Regions from separate parts of the Homo sapiens genome. Here region 2 is linked to region 1. A link is an interaction called in ENCODE POLR2A ChIA-PET data of the cell type or tissue named here. Cell type or tissue: PC-9. All regions are shown on one strand. Each heading gives the region's core, and the rest is flanking DNA. Links, peaks and the distances in the headings are about the cores only.

Region 1 (5,000 bases), core at 1-5,000:
ATGAGCAACAAAAATGGGTAGTACAGGCCATATGAAGTCCCATACTCAAGAAGCCCCTAGTCCTAAGAAGGAGATTTTTAAAAAGTCCTAAAAGTCTACATTACAGGGCATGATGGAATAAACATTATTCAAGAGCATAAAGAGGTTGTGGTTTAAAGAAGGGAGCAATCACATTAGGGGATGTCAAGGGATGCCATATGAGGAAGAAACCACTGCGAAGTGCTTGGAACAGCAGGATTTCACCAGGTCCAGATGGAATGAGCGAATTCCGAATAAGACACAGCCTGTGCAAAGGCACGAAAGCAGACATGCACGGCACATGCTTCAGGAAGAGGAAGTACGCCGGTCTGGCCAGACCAGATCAAACTAAGAAAGCAGCATGAAATACGAAATAAGGTGTGAGAGACAGGGTAGACTTTTTTTCTAACCTGGGGAAATTTGAATACGGACTGTATATTACACATCACTGTATCCATGTTAAATTTCCAGGGTGAGAAAAATGACATGCGTTAATATAAGAAAATATCTTTGTTATTAAATGATACATACACACTGATATGTCTAGGGTTAAAAATATCATCATAAGCCGGGCGTGGTGGCTCACGCCTATAATCCCAGCACTTTGGGAGGCCGAAGCGGGCAGATCACGAGGTCTGGAGTTCAAGACCAGCCTGGCCAACATGGTGAAACCTTGTCTCTACTATAAATACAAAAAAATTAGCCGGGCGTGGTGGTGCATGCACCTGTAATCCCAGCTACTCAGGAGGCTGAGGCAGGAGAATCACTTGGAGGCGGAGTTTGCAGTAAGCTGAGATCGTGCCACTGCACTCCAGCCTGGGCAACAGAGCAAGACTCTGTCTCAGAAAGAAAAAAAAAATCATTATATCTGCATGTTACTTTCAAATGGCTCAAGAAAAAAGTATGTGTCTGTATATGTATGTATGTGTGTACACAGAGATACAGAAGAAATGTAACAAATGTTAACTGGTAAATACACTCACTTTCTCTGTATGTTAAAAAATCTGCAAATAAAAAGGTAGGAAGAAAAACATTTTTAAAACATAAAATGGAACCAAGGCCAGGTGGTGTTGGGGAGACTGTGCTTAATTCAGTAAGCAAAGATGGGAGTACAACATCAAGGTAGTGGAGAATGAAGAGAAAAGAAGCAGGAATACAAGCAAAAATTTACAATTTGAAATACTGAAGGGAGTCCTCTGATTTAACAGTGTTACATGACAGGTAACTTTACTCATAATTTTTATCTCTTCCAGTGGAAAAAGGCAAATCTTAGGCTATATTGTCACCCAAAACCTCATGCTGTGGACTGAACTGTGTGCCCCCAAAATTCAAATGATGAAGCCCTAACTCTCCAACATATTTCAAGATAGGGCCTATAAGGATGCAATTAAGGGCCGAGCATGGTGGCTCACACCTGTAATCCCAGCACTTTGGGAGGCCAAGGTAGGAGGACAGCTTGAGCCCAGGGGTTTGGGACCAGCCTGGGCAACAAAGTGAGCGCCCATCTCTACAAAAAAAATTTTTCTTAATTAGCTGGGCCAGTTGGTACTCAGCTACAGTCCTACCTACTTGGGGGGGCCTGAGGTAAGAGGATTACTCAAGCTCAGGAGTTGGAGGCTGCAGTGAGCTATAATCCTACCACCACACTCTAGCCTCAGAGACAAAGCAAGACTCAAGCTTTTTTTTTTTTTTTTTTTTTTTTTTTTTTTTTAGAAAAAGGAGGTAACTGGGTATGGTGGCTCGTGCCTATAATCCCAGCACTCTGGAAGGCCCAGGCAGGCGAGTTTAAGTTCAGGAGTTCGAGTTCAGGCAAGTTCAAGTTCAGGCGAGTTCAAGGTCAGGAGTTCGAGACCAGCCTGGCAAACATGGTGAAACCCCGTCTCTACTAAAAAATACAAAAATCAGCTGGGCGTGGTGGCACACACCTGTAATCCCAGCTACTTGGGAGGCTGAGGTAGGAGAATCACTTAAACCCGGGAGGCAGAGGTTGCAGTGAGCTGAGATCACACCACTGCATTCCAGCCTGGGTGACAGAGCGAGACCCCCGTCTCAAAAAAAAAAAAAAAAAAAAAAAAAGGAGGCAATTAAGGTTAAATGAGGTCATGATGGCGGGACCCTAAAATTAGAGGATTAGTGTCCTCATAAGAGAAGCCAGAGAGCTGGGTACACACACAGAAGAGGTCATATAAGCACATAGTGAGATGGCAGCCATCTACAAGCCAGGAAGAGAGCCCCAACCAGAACCCGGCCTCTAAAACTGTGAAAAAATTAATTTCTGTTGTTTAACTCACTCGGTCTACAGCATTTTGTTATGGCAGCCAGAGCTGACAAACACAGATTATCAGTTTATTTTGAGGGAAAAAAATAATTTCTAATGTTAGGGAATATTTTTACATTGAAAATGCGGTCGGGCGCGGTGGCTCATGCCTGTAATCCCAGCACTTTGGGTGGCCGAGGCAGGCAGATCACTGGAGGTCAGGAGTTCGAGACCAGCCTGGCCAACATGGTGAAACCCCGTCTCTACTAAAAATACAAAAAAAAAAAACTTTAGCTGGGCATGGCGGCGAGCGCCTGTTAGTCCCAGCTACTTGGGACACTGAGGCACAAGAATCGCTTGAACCCAGGAGGCAGAGGTTGCAGTGAGCCGAGATTACACCACTTCACTCCAGCCTGGGTGACAGAACAAGACGCTGTCTCAAGAAAAAGAAAAAAAGAAAAATGCATATATTACAGAAGTAGTCAATGCTACTATACCTTGAATACTATTAAAGTGTATCACCATTGCTTAGTTTCTAGGGATAACATCTGCTCAGAGCAAATCTCAATGGGTGATCTCTTTAAAGAACAATCAATACCCAGGCAGCTACTTAGAAAGTCTGGGCCATAAACGTTTAAGAGATTTACTGGAAAAATTACTAGCTTTAGAGTCAAATATTAATAAGTAGACTTAAGGACCTACTTGGCCATTTAGGGAGCTGTGTAACCTTAGACAAAACACTAGAACTCCTTTGGTCTCAATTTCCTCCTCTGTAAACTGAGGGTTGCTCTGAGGACTGAAAGAAATAACAGTTTCATTCAACAAATATTTGAGTGCCTACTAGGTGAAAATGAACTGAAACGCCTACACAGGCCAGGCAGTGACATGAGGAGTGAGTGATTGCAGCAGGCTGAGTGCAGGGTGACAAATGGCACTGGCAGGGAACCCTGGAGGCAGGGACAGAAGAGGGATAAGGTGCTCAGGCAGATGGGCCACCACCACCCAGCCACAGAGGAATGGTAGCACAGCTTTACCAGGCCTTCTACCCTTTCAAGAAAAGTTAAAAATATAAGTCTCCCAAATATAAACTCATTTGAACTCAAAATGTAAAATTAAAACATTCTGCAGGCACAAGCATACACACACCCACAAATCTACAGGCTGAAACCAGCTTTATGCCAGCAGTTTGTGACCTATAGTTTGTATCTATAAAGCAATCAACACAACGGCTAGTGTTATCTCTATCTTTTAAACCAACATCTTTATCCTTTAAAATAATCGTTCCTTAGACCTAGAAAGTTACAGGGTCAGATAGCATTTAGGGGTCTAAACTATTCTTCACTGAAGAACTGCAGATGAACAGGTATTCTTTGGTACTGCAAAGTAGGACACTCTAATAGAGAAGAGGTTTAAACAAAAGCCATTCAGCTGAGACTGCAGGACAATGCAGCTATTCACTTCTACACAGGCTCTCACTGGTCTCGCACTGCCTCTCCCTGCTGACCCCTCAGGCTCACCACAGAAAGGCACCACAATGTGTCAGGCCATGAAGACTGCAAAAAGACAAGAGCCCCATACATGCAGCACGCTCTGCCAGGTCTTATATGTATGCTTTACAGAATCTAAGGTCTCCAACGTCTGACCATGTTGTTCCTTCCTTCCTCATAGTCACTGCACACTGGAGGGTGTAGAGGCTGGCAAGGTTAGTCACCTGCCCAATGCCCACAGATCAGGAATGGCAGGCTGGAGCACCTCTCTGGGGGCAAGTCAACATCCTTCTCACCAGCACACTGCACCTTAATGTGGATGCCAAAATAAAGGCTTCCTGCAAAGCAAAAAACTCAAAGGAAGGCTTCCGCCCTAGGGTGGGGGACAGGGAAGCAGTCTATAAACTGATGAGACCCTAAATCCACCCTGTCCTCCTAGAACCCAGCACAGCCCCACAGCCAGTGCCTTGGAGCGTGGGTACCCCAGCACCCCAGCACAGCTGTGCCCAAGAGCCCACCCCTGGCTCCCAGGCTGCAACTGTGGCAGGGCCGCATGGAAGCTCTGTCAAGCCAGCAGCAGAGGTGCTCCTCCCTCCTCCTGAGCTCTGTCCAGCTGGAGACAGCATGGAATTAGCAATGGTCATATGTTTCAAGATGTTTTAGGCTTTGAACCAAACTCAACAAGAGGGCCAGCAGTCAGCATGGGGAGTCCCACTGGATGCAACCCTCTGCCAGCCTGCCTGCAAAAGGGCAGGTGAGGTGCTGTGAAGATGAAATCAAAAGTCTTCAGGCAGAACTCAGGCTTTTCTTATCTAGTCAAGGGAATTCTTATTGTTAGGATGCCTCGGACCACTGGCTGCCTCTGTTACAGCCACTGCCCTGTCCTCATCAACAAGCACAGACTTCGTACTGAAATCCCCACCTCCAGGAAGAAAAGCTTCCCTCAGCTCAGGAGGTACATCCTTAGTGTACAGCCATCACACAATTCTGTCCCTTCCCAGCAGCTGGGTCACACAGGGGCACGGAATGCAACTCTCCAACAATGAAACATGAGGGGAATCTGTGGGAAAGCTTCTAGAAAACATTTCTCTGCTCTTGGAAAAAGACATTCAGGGAAAAGTGAACACTGGCTGGGTATCTGATGATAGGAGAGAACTGCTGATTCTCGGGACATAGGAGGTGACAATGGTATTAAGGTTATGTTTTTGAAGAAAAAAAGTCTATCTTTTAAAATATTT
Region 2 (11,488 bases), core at 4,004-9,003, 110 kb after region 1:
GGTTATGTGTCTTTTTACTGTTGATTTTAAGAATTTCTAAAATATATTTTGGATAAAAGTCCTTTATCAGATATATGACAAATATTTTTTCTCATTCTGGGATGTCTTCATTTTCTTGATGGTGCCATTTGAAAAAAAGGTTTTCTGTTTCAATTAATATCAATTTACCTGTTTTTCTTTCAGTGCCTATGTTTTAGGTGTCATACTGAAGAAGCCACGCACGGTGGCTCACACCTGTAATCCCGGCAGCTTTGGGAGGCCGAGACGGGCAGACTGCTTGAGCTCACGAGTTTGAGACCAGCCTGGGCAATGTGGCAAACCCTATCTCTATAAAAAATTCAAAAATTAATTGGTACATGCTTGTAGTCCCAGCCACTCGGGAGGCTAAAGTAGGAGGATTGTTGAGCCCAGCAGGAAGTCAAGGCTGCAGTGAGCTGCGATCCCCCTACTGTACCCCAGCCTCAGCGACAGAGTGAGAACCTGTATCAAAAAAAAAAGAAGAAAAAAGAAACCATTCTGTAATACAAGGGCATGAAGATTTACAACCATGTTTTCTTCTAAGAGTTGTTTTTTTCTTTTTTAATAGAGATGGCATCTCACTATGTTGCCCAGGCTGATCTTGAATTCCTGGGCTCAAGCGATCCTCCCACCTTGGCCTCCAAAGTGCTGGGATTACAGGTATGACCCACTAGGCTCAGCCTGAGTTTTATTGTTTCAGATCTTACATTTAGGTCTATGATGAATTCTGAATTTATATATATATAAGTGAGGTAAGGGTCCAAATTCCTTTTTTTGTTGTGTGGACCTGTACCACCATCATTTGTTGAAAAAGATTATTCTTTCTCCACCTAATTGTCCTTGCACTTTGTTGAAAATCAATTGACCATAAACAGAAGGGTTTAGTTCTGGATTCTCATTCTATGCCATTGATCTATATGTCTATCTTTATGCCAGTATCAGATTGTCTCAATTATTGTAACTTTGTAGTAAGTTATGAAAGTCCTCCAACTTTTTTTCAAGATTGTTTTGGCAATTCTGGGTCCCTTGCATTTCTACATGAGTTTTAAGATCAGCTTGTCAATTTCTGCAAACTAGGCAACTGGGTTTTTTTGTTGTTTGTTTGTTTGTTTATGAGACGGAGTCTCACTCTGTCACCCAGGCTGGAGAGCAGTGGCGTGATCTCGGCTTACTGCAAACTTTGCCTCCCAGGTTCAAGCAATCCTCCTGCCTCAGCCTCCCAACCAGCTGGGATTACAGGCGTGCACCACCACGCTCAGCTAATTTTTGTATTTTTAGTAGAGATGGGGTTTCAGCATGTTGTTGTTCAGGCTGGTCTCAAACTCTTGACCTCACACCTGCCTCAGCCTCCCAAAGTGCTGGGATTATAGGCATGAGCCACCACACCTGGCCTGGAATTTTAATAGGGATTGTGCTAAATCTATATGGGGAATATTACCATCATAACAATATTAAGTCTTCCAATCCCTGAACATAGAGTATCTTTCCATTTATTTAGATCTTTCAATGATGTTTTATAGTTCAGAATGTAAGTTCCGGCCAGGCACAGTGGCTCACGCCTGTAATCCCAGCACTTTGGGAGGTCGAGGCAGGTGGATCACTTGAATTCAGGAGTTTGAGACCAACCTGGGCAACATGGAGAAACCTAGTCTCTAAAAAAAACAAAAATTAGCCAGGCGTGGTGGTATACACCTGTGGTACCAACTACTCAGGAGGCTAAGGTGGAAGGATCACTTGAGCCCAGGAGGTAGAGGTTGCAGTGAGCTGATACTATGCCACTGCACTCCAGCGTGGGCGACGAGTGAGACCCTGTCTCAAAAAAAAAAAAAAGAATCTAAGTTCTGCATTTCTTTTGTTAACTTTATTCCCAAATGTTTTATTCTTTTTGACGCTACTGTGAATGGAATTGTTCCCTTGGTTTCACTTTTGAATTATTCATTGTAAATGTGTAACAATAAAATTAATTTCTGTATATTGATCCCGTATTCTGCAACTTTGAGGAGCTCATAACAGTTTTATAGTGCATTCCTTAGGATGTTTTATATACAAGATCATACCATCTGCAAATAGAGATTATCTTACTTCCTTTCCAATATGAACGCCTTTTCTTTCTTTTTCTTCCCTAATTGTCCCGGCTAGAACCTCCAATACAATGTTAAAGCTAAGTGTCAAAGAGACTATACATGTTTTGGTCAAGCGCAGTGGCTCACACCTATAATCCCAGCACTTTGGGAGGCCAAGGTGGGTGGATCACGTAAGCTCAGGAGTTCGAGACCAGCCTGGGCAACATAGTAAAACTCCGTCTATATAAACAATATCTATATATATATAAATTTTAAAAAATTAAAGACTATATGTCTTGTTCCTAATCTTAGGACAGCATTCTGTCTTTCATCATTAAGTATGATATTAGCTGTAGGTTTTCAAAGATGGCCTTTATCACACTGAGGAAGTTCCCTTCCATTTCTAATTTGTTGAATGTTTTTTATCATGAAACAATGTTGGATTTAATCAAATGTTTTTCCTGCCACTATTGAGATGATCATGTTGGTCTTGTCTTTTATTCTATTACATGGCATGTTACGTTAATTTACAGACATTAAGCCAACTTTGCATTCCTGGGATAATTCCCACTCGGTCACAGTACAGAATTCTTCCGATATGTTGCTATGTTCAGTTTGCAAGTATTTTGTTGAGGTATTTTACACCTATATCCATAAAGAATACTGTTCTGTAGTTTTCTTGTCTTGTGACATTTTTGCCTGGTTTTGGTATCAGCCTAATAATGTCCTCATAGGATAAACTGGAAAGTAATACCTCTTCTTTATTTTGAAAGAGTGTGTGGAGAATTTATGTTGATTCTTCTTTAAATATTTGGTAGAATCACAAAATGCAAAGTCATCTGGACCTAAGCTTTTTTGGGAGGGGCTTTTTTATTGCTAATTCAATCTCTTTACTTTATTGGTCTATTTAGATTTTCTATTTCTTTGGGAGGTTGAGGCAGGAGAATCACTTGAACCCAGGAGGCAAACGCTGCAGTGAGCCAACATCACATCACTGCACTCCACCCTGAGCAACAGAGCAAGACTCCATCTGAAACAAACAAAAGAGACCTTCTATTTCTTTTTGAGTTAATTTCAGTAGTGTCTTTCAAAGAATGCATATATTTCACATGTGTTATCTAACTTGTTGGCATAAAATGGTTCCTAGTATTTCCTTATAATCTTTTTTAATTTCCATGTAAGGTCAGTAGTGATGTCCCTTCTTTCATTCCTCATTTTATTAATTTATTAATCTAGCTCAAGGTTTGTGCATTTTGTTGATCTTTGCACAGAACCTATTTTTGGTTTGATTTTCCCTACTTTTTTTCCCTCTATTTCATTTATTTCCATTCTAGATTTTATTTATTATATTCCTTCTGCTCACTTTGGATTTAGTGTATTCTTCTTTCATTAGTTTCTTAAGGTGGAAGATTAGGTTATGGATTTGACATCTTTCTTCTTTTTTTAATACAAGCATTTATAGCTATAAATTTCCTTCTGGGAACTGCTTTTGCTGTATCCCCTAGCTTATGATATATTCTTTGTTTTTCGCATGAAGCATAGTAGGCCCTCAATAAACATTCATTGTTGAAAAATGAGTGGCAGGGGTTTTTTTCTTCTTCTTCTTGTTTTTTGAGATGGATTCTCACTCTGCCACCCAGGCTGGAGTACAGTGCACATTTGCGTGATCTGGGCTCACTGCAACCTCCACCTCCTGGGTCCAAGCTATTCTCCTGCCTCAGCCTCCCAAGTAGCTGGGATTACAGGTACCCACCACCATGCCCGGCTAATTTTTTGTATTTTTAGTAGAATGGGGTTTCGCCATGTTGGCCAGGCTGGTCTTGAACTCCTGATCTCAGGTGATCCACCTGCCTTGGCCTCCCAAACTGCTGGGATTACAGGCATGAGCCAGTGCGCCCAGCCCAGGGTTTTTCTGTTTTGTTTTGTTTTTTTCAATTTTGGTAAAACATACATAAGATTTGCCATTTTAACTATTTTAAAACGTACAATTAATTCAGTGGTATAAAGTACATTCACATTGTTTGCAACCATCATCATCATGATATGATATATTTTGCCTTTATCTCAGAGTATTTTCCAATTTTCCTGTGGCTTTCTCTTTGAATCATTGGTGATTTCAGTGTGTGTAGTTTAATTTTCACATATTCTGAATTCCCCAAATTTCCTTCTGTTATTGATATCTAATTTCATTCCATTATGGTCAGAGAACATAGTATGATTTCCATCCGTTAAATTAATTGAGGCTTGTTTTATGGCATAACATATGGTCTATCCTGAAATGTTCCATATGCACTTCAGAACAATGTGTATCCTGCTATTATTGGAAGGGGTGTTCTATAAATGTCTGTCCCTTAATGATTTAAAAGTTTGCCTGCATCTAGACAAGGTTTAAGAAAAAAAATTGTCAATTATTTCAATTTTAAAATATTCATTTTATGCCCCACTTTCTATACTAAGTATTCCATGTGCATGTACAAATGAAAAGCAAGTCTCCCTTCAAAAATAAAAATGTTTCTAGTAACACATGAAGAGTTGGTTTCTAACGGTGAAATCCACTAAAAAGCTAAGCACAAAGGAGCATATATGCTAGCTTGAGAGATTTTCTTTCTTTCATTTTTTTTTTTTTTTTTTTTTTTTTGAGACGGAGTCTCGCTCTGTTATCCAGGCTGGAGTGCAGTGGCACAATCTCGGCTCAATGCAACCTCTACTTCCCAGGTTCAAGCGATTCTCCTGCCTCAGCCTCCCAAGTAGCTGGGATTACAGGCACCCGCCACCAGTCCCAGTTAATTTTTGTATTTTTAGAAGAGACGGGTTTCACCATATTGGCCAGGCTGGTCTTGAACTCCTGACCTCAGGTGATCTGCCCGCCTTGGCCTCCCAAAGTGCTGGCATTACAAGCATGAGCCACCGCGCCCAGCCTGCTTGAGAAATTTTCTAAGAGGTTCCTGAAACAGAAAAATCCCCAGACTTAGGTGAGTAAGAAGAGAAGAGAACAGGCTGGGCACAGTGGCTCACATCTGTAATCCCAGCACTTTGGGAGGCCGAGGCAGGCACATCACAAGGTCAAGAGATCAAGACGATGGAGACCATCCTGGCCAACATGGTGAAACCTCGTCTCTACTAAAAATACAAAAATTAGCTGGGCATGGTGGCACGCACCTGTAATCCCAGCTACTCGGGAGGCTGAGGCAAGAGAATCACTTTGAACACAGGAGGCAGAGGCTGCAGTGAGCTGAGATGGCACCACTGCATTCCAGCCTGGAGGCAGAGCGAGACTCCATCTCAAAAAAAAAAAAAAGAGAGAAGAGGACATCTGATATGTCATTTGATACAGTATGACAGCTGACATGGCCATCCCAAATTTCCCAAGGGAGCTAGGTTATACCCAGTTGAAAAAAAAGAAAACTCTATTAAGTCCTGGGTATTTAATGTGAAGACAGAAGGTGTAAGAAGGATGAGGATTTAAAAAAACAAGAGAAGTCTTTCTGTGTTACTGAATAAAGAAGTCAAGCTATAAAGAATTAATACACCAATAGTTTTAAATTTGGCTTTCATTTCATCAATAAAATAAGTATAGCTACTTCATATTTGAAGCAGTACCTTCCAATGTATTAAGTTATCATACAAATGCTACTTTCTCTATTCCCTACAAAACCTCTGTCAGATTGTAATTATAATGCCTATTTTACAGACAAGAAGAGATTCAGAAGCAAAGTGACTTCTGGGGTCACATAGCAAGTATGAAACAGAACCAGAATTTTGATTCCTTTTTTTTTGTTTTGTTTTGTTTTAGAGAGATGGGGTCTTGCTATGTTGCCCATGCTGGTCTTGAACTCCTGGCCTCAAGTGATTCTCGCACTTTGGCATCCCAAAACACTGGGATTACAGATGTGAGCCACCGCACCTGGCCAGAACCAAGATTTGAACTTCACTTTCTAATTCAAAATCCAGGGCTATTTTCACCAAAATGCAGCTCCTTCTTCTCACCAACAATAGATACACATCTCTGAGTACTTTAGACACACGTATCATTTAGGAAAAAGACCTACAAAGGAAAGATATATCCACCATAATGTTCTCAAAATAAGAGCTGAAAAGCTTGAATATAGAGGAACAACTAGTACCTGGCACAGCACCTCATACTAAGCAAGTGATCCACAAAGAATAAATGAAGAGAAAGAACCATCACATGCATTCCCACAAGCAGCCTTAGGAGAGTAATTCAGCAACATTTAGTTCAGAGAGTTCAGTACATCCCATAGATGCCAATGGCAAGCCAAAAGCATGATCAAAAATAGGAAAAAGAGGAGAAAACTAGGATAACGTAGGGAAAAGAAGACACAGCACAGCAGGAAAAGAGGAGAAACAACAAAATATGCGTAACCATTGGGGGAAACTGGGTGAAGGGTAAACAAGAACTCCCTGTACATTTTTTGCAACTTCTTGTGAATCTATAATTATTTCACAATAGGAAGTTAAAGAAAACAAAAGAAGAAAAAAGTGGAAAGACACATGAAATGGAAAGGCTCTTGGTTCCAGTTTCCTAAGTTCACTGAGTACTTAATGTACCAGGCAATCTGCCAGGCACTGCCCTCAACAAGCTCCATGTTCACTGCAGAGAGAAAGACAAGTAAATAATCTATTCCACCAAGTATATCAAGACGCTTTCCTGCAAGGCTCTACTTTTCCAATTCCTTAGGAAACATGGAAAAAAGAAAGGCTACAACAGTGAAACAAATATAAGGGCACCACTAGGTAAAGCTACACCTTAGGTGTACCTGAGCATGAGAATGCAGGCTTTGCTTATTGTCCCTCACCATCCAAGCATGTTTACCTTGCTTAGGCAAGATTCATACTCCTCAGTATGAATCTGACGGACGAGGAAAACGTGCAGAGTCATGGACAGCCTTCAAAGATAAGGAACCCTGTGCTTGCTAAAGAAAGAGAACTGAAATGAGGGCTTTAGAGATTCATTTATTCATTGACAATTTAGATCTTATTATGTTACTTCAAACCCTTTCAATGCAACTTAAGTGACTTGTCAGCGAAAAATAATGTGGAACATCACCTGAGCAATGACAAAGGCTACTGAAAAGACAATTTCATATACTATCAAATAAGGAATTTTATACACTGCATACAATTTCAAATACTATGAAATACTGTGAAATTTCATACCCTGTCCACCACTATTCAATCATATTTCAAGCTCATACACTTTAAGTCTGTACTTTACTAAGTTTATACCTAACAAAAATTTGCTATATTTCTCAGATAAGCTATATTAGGACACTGCTTTTACTAAAATGAAATTTTTATAGTTATGTTTTATGGATTTACAAAAAAAATTCCAAAAGAAAAGCGCAAAAAGAGAGCTGTGCCTTAACAATGTTAGTATAAACTGGGTTGTACTACATACAGCAGCTCGGTTTCCAAAACGAGTTATGATTGCTTCAATATTTTTCCAACATAAACTTATTCCTATTCAACATTAACATGGTTTTCCTTAAAATATCAAAAAACCTAACCATCACTCTAGTCCTACATTTTCAAAAACGGTCACTTAAGAATGTAATTGAGGCCAGGCACGATGGCTTACACCTGTAATCCCAGCACTTTGGGAGCCTGAGGTGCGTGGATCACTTGAGGCTAGGAATTCGAGACCAGCCTTGCCAACATGGTGAAACCCCATCTCTACTAAAAATACAAAAATTAGCCAGGCATGGTGGTGCACGCCTGTAACCCCAGCTACTCCTGATGCTGAGGCACAAGAATCGCTTGAATTTGGGAAGCAGAGGTTGCACAGTCAAGATCACCCCACTGCACTCCAGCCTGGGTGACAGAACAAGACTCTGTCTCAAAAAAAAAAAAAAAAGAATGTAATTGAATATAATCAAATAAACACTTTAATGCACTGCTGATGAGAATAAAAAGTAGTAATACATAGGACAATTTGGCAACATCTCTTCACCCAACCAGTTCAAAATCTAAGAATGCATCTAAGGAAAAATTTATCAAGTATGCTAAAATGGGGTGGGCACCATGGCTCCTGACAGAGCGAGACTCCATCTCAAAAAAAAAAAAAAAAGTATACCAAACTGAACATATCAAGTTGTTCACTGCAGCTGGTCATCCTTTTTTTTTAATTCTTTTTTCTCTTTCTTTGTTTTGGTCATCCTTTTTTAATGAAATAATCCTAAATGTTAACGAACAGGGAAGTGGGAAATAAATTACAGTACATCCGTACAACAGCATACTATGCAGTTACCAACAATGATGATAAAAAATCTGTTCTTGCCGGGCGCGGTGTCTCAGCCTGTAATCCCAGCACTTTGGGAGGCCAAGACGGGCAGATCATGAGGTCAGGAGATCAAGACCATCCTGGCTAACACGGTGAAACCCCGTCTCTACTAAAAATACAAAAAATTAGCCTGGCATGGTGGCAGGCACCTGCAGTCCCAGCTACTTGGGAGGCTGAGGTGGGAGAATGGCATGAATCCGGGAGGCGGAGCTTGCAGTGATCTGAGATCGCACCACTGCACTCCAGCCTGGGTGATAAAGCGAGACTCCATCTCAAAAAAATATATAAAAAATAAAAAATAAATAAATAAATCTGTTCTTATTGGACTTTAAAGGTATCTGCAATCATTTTAGTGAAAAAAGCAAACTAGAAAACAATTAGAAAAGCAAACTAGGCCGGGAGCGGTGGCTCACGCCGGTAATCCCAGCACTTTGGGAGGCCGAAGCCAGTGGATCACCTGAGGTCAGGAATTTGAGACCAGCCTGGCCAACATGGTGAAACCCCATGTCTACTAAAAATACAAAAATTAGCTGGGCATGGTGGCAGGCACCTGTAATCCCACGTACTTGAGAGACTGAGGCAGGAGAATCACTTGAACCTGGGAGACAGAGGTTGCAGTGAGCCAAGATCACACCACTGCACTCTAGCCTGGGCGACAAGAGCGAAACTCCATCTCAAAAAAAATAAAAAAGCAAACTAGAAAACAAAAATGATGCCATTTTTGTTTATAAAATAAAAACTTTTTTTTATATGCATCTTGCATAGAAAACGTATGGAAGGGAACACACTAAAATGTTAATACTATGTTTTCCCTTTTTTTATTGAGATGGAGTCTTGCTCTGTCACCCAGGCTGGACTGCAGTGATGCAATCTTCGCTCACTGCAACCTTCGCCTCCCAGGTTCAAGCTATTCTCCTGCCTCAGCCTCCTGAGTAGCTGGGATTACAGGTGTGCACTACCATGCCCAGCTAACTTTACATTTTTAGTAGAGACAGGATTTCACCATGTTGGCCAGGCTGGTCTCAAACTCCTGACCTCAAGCGATCCACCCGCCTCCGCCTCCCAAACTGCTGGGATTACAGGCGTGAGCCACCACGCCCAGCCTCTATTCCTATTCTTTCTAGTTAAATCATACTCTATCCAATAAATTCCAGAAAGTTGTTTTTAAAGTTAAATCAAATTGTAATCCTGATATCACAATCATCATCCATTACTACAAGTATTGAAAACTACAGAAAGTTTGGTAGATCACCATATTGGAAAGAAACACACACACACACACACACACACACACACACACACACACACACGCAGAAGCAATTATTCAGTAAATCTTCTGTATCTAGTACCCATCTCTAGAAGGCAGTATTGGTAACATCTACAAGGAAACAAAACTTATTCCTGCCTCGTCCAGTCACAAAATTCTTGCCAAGTCAAAAGAGAAAAGCAAACAAGAAATGAGAAGAGGCCGGGCATGGTGGCTCACGCCTATAATCCCAGCACTTTGGGAGGCCAAGGTGGGTGGATTGCCTGAGGTCAGGAGTTTGAGACCAGCCTGGCCAACATGGCAAAACTCTGTCTCTACTGAAAATAAAAAAATTAGCCGGGCATGGTGGTGGATGCCTGTAATCCCAGCTACTCAAAAGGCTGAGGCAGGAGAATCGCTTGAACCCAGCAGAGGTTGCAGTGAGCCAAGATCTAGCCATTGCACTCCAGCCTGGACAACAAGAGCGAAACTACGTCTCAAAAAAAAAAAAAAAGAGGCCGGGCGCAGTGGCTCACGCCTGTAATCCCAGCACTTTGGGAGGCCGAGGTGGGTGGATCACAAGGTCAGGAGATCAAGACCATCCTGGCTAACATGGTGAAACCCCATCTCTACTAAAAATACAAAAAATTAGCCGGGTGTGGTGGCAGGCGCCCATAGTCCCAGCTACTCGGGAGACTGAGGCAGGAGAATGGCATGAACCCGGGAGGTGGAGGTTGCAGTGAGCCGAGATTGCGCCATTACGCTCCAGCCTGGGTGACAAAGCGAGACTCCAGCTCAAAAAAAAAAAAAAAAAAAAAAAAGAAATGAGAAGAAAAGTGCTCAATTTGCTTTTGATCACTGAACTATAGTCATATTTTAATTCAAAAAATGACACATGACATGTTTCTACGCCATTTTAAAATTACTTTTTTTTTTTTTTTTTTTGAAATGGAGTCTCGCTCTGTCACCATGCTGGAGTGCACTGGTACGATCTTGGCTCACTGCAACTTCCGCCTCCTAGATTCAAGCAATTCTCCTGCCTCAGCCTCCCGAATAGCTGGGACTACAGGCACACACCACCAGGCCCAGCTAATTTTTGTATTTTTAGTAAAGACGAGGTTTCACCATGTTGACCAGGATGGTCTCGATCTCTTGACCTCGTGATCTGCCCACCTCGACCTCCCAAAGTGCTGGGATTACAGGCGTAAGCCACCAAGCCCGGCCTGAAATTACATTTTTTAAACATATTTTTAAAATACATATTGCAGGCCAGGCACAGTGGCTCACACCTGTAATCCCAGCACTTTGGGAGGCCAAGGTGGGAGGATCGCTTGAGCTCATGAGTTTGAGAACAGCCTGGGCAACATAGTGAGACCCCATCTCTACAAAAAATACAAAAATCGGGCCAGGCGCAGTGGGTCACACCTGTAATCCCAGCACTTTGAGAGGCTGAGGTGGGTGGGTCACCTGAGGTCAACAGTTCGAGACCAGCCTGGTCAACATGGTGAAACCCCGTCTCTAGTAAAAATGCAAAAATTAGCTGGGCGTGGTGGCGTGCCCATGTAATCCCAGCTACTCGGGAGGCTGAGGTGGGAGAACTGCTTGAACCCAGGAGGCGGAGGCTGTAGTGAGCCGAGATCACGCCACTGCACTCCAGCCCAGGCAACAGAGCAAGACCCCATCTCAAAACAAATAAAATAAAATAAAATAAATAAATAAAATAAATACAAAAATCAGCCAGGCATGGTAGTATGCACCTGTAGTCCCAGCTACCTGGAAGGCTGAGATGGGAGGATGGTTGGAGCCTGGGAGGCAGAGGTTGCAGTGAGCTGAGATTGTGCCACTGTACTCTAGCCTGGG

The links. Peaks named below come from ENCODE experiments on the same cell type or tissue, not always from the same donor. Only the 100,000 strongest peaks of a DNase experiment are listed, where the experiment ranks them.
Region 2: POLR2A ChIA-PET joins it to region 1 with 8 read pairs; 4 of 35 experiments call an interaction of 5 or more read pairs at or near these places.

Annotation. Positions count from the first base shown.
Region 1 is chr2:121,516,163-121,521,162 of GRCh38, forward strand. The region is part of intron 6 of CLASP1 (cytoplasmic linker associated protein 1); the gene reads right to left. Among named protein-coding and RNA genes, the nearest start is that of CLASP1-AS1, 12 kb to the right of the region's middle. In PC-9, for the core only: no CTCF peak of the experiment used is centred there; no DNase peak of the experiment used is centred there; H3K27ac peaks cover 649 bases.
Region 2 is chr2:121,620,734-121,632,221 of GRCh38, forward strand. The region is part of intron 1 of CLASP1 (cytoplasmic linker associated protein 1); the gene reads right to left. Among named protein-coding and RNA genes, the nearest start is that of CLASP1, 23 kb to the right of the region's middle. In PC-9, for the core only: no CTCF peak of the experiment used is centred there; no DNase peak of the experiment used is centred there.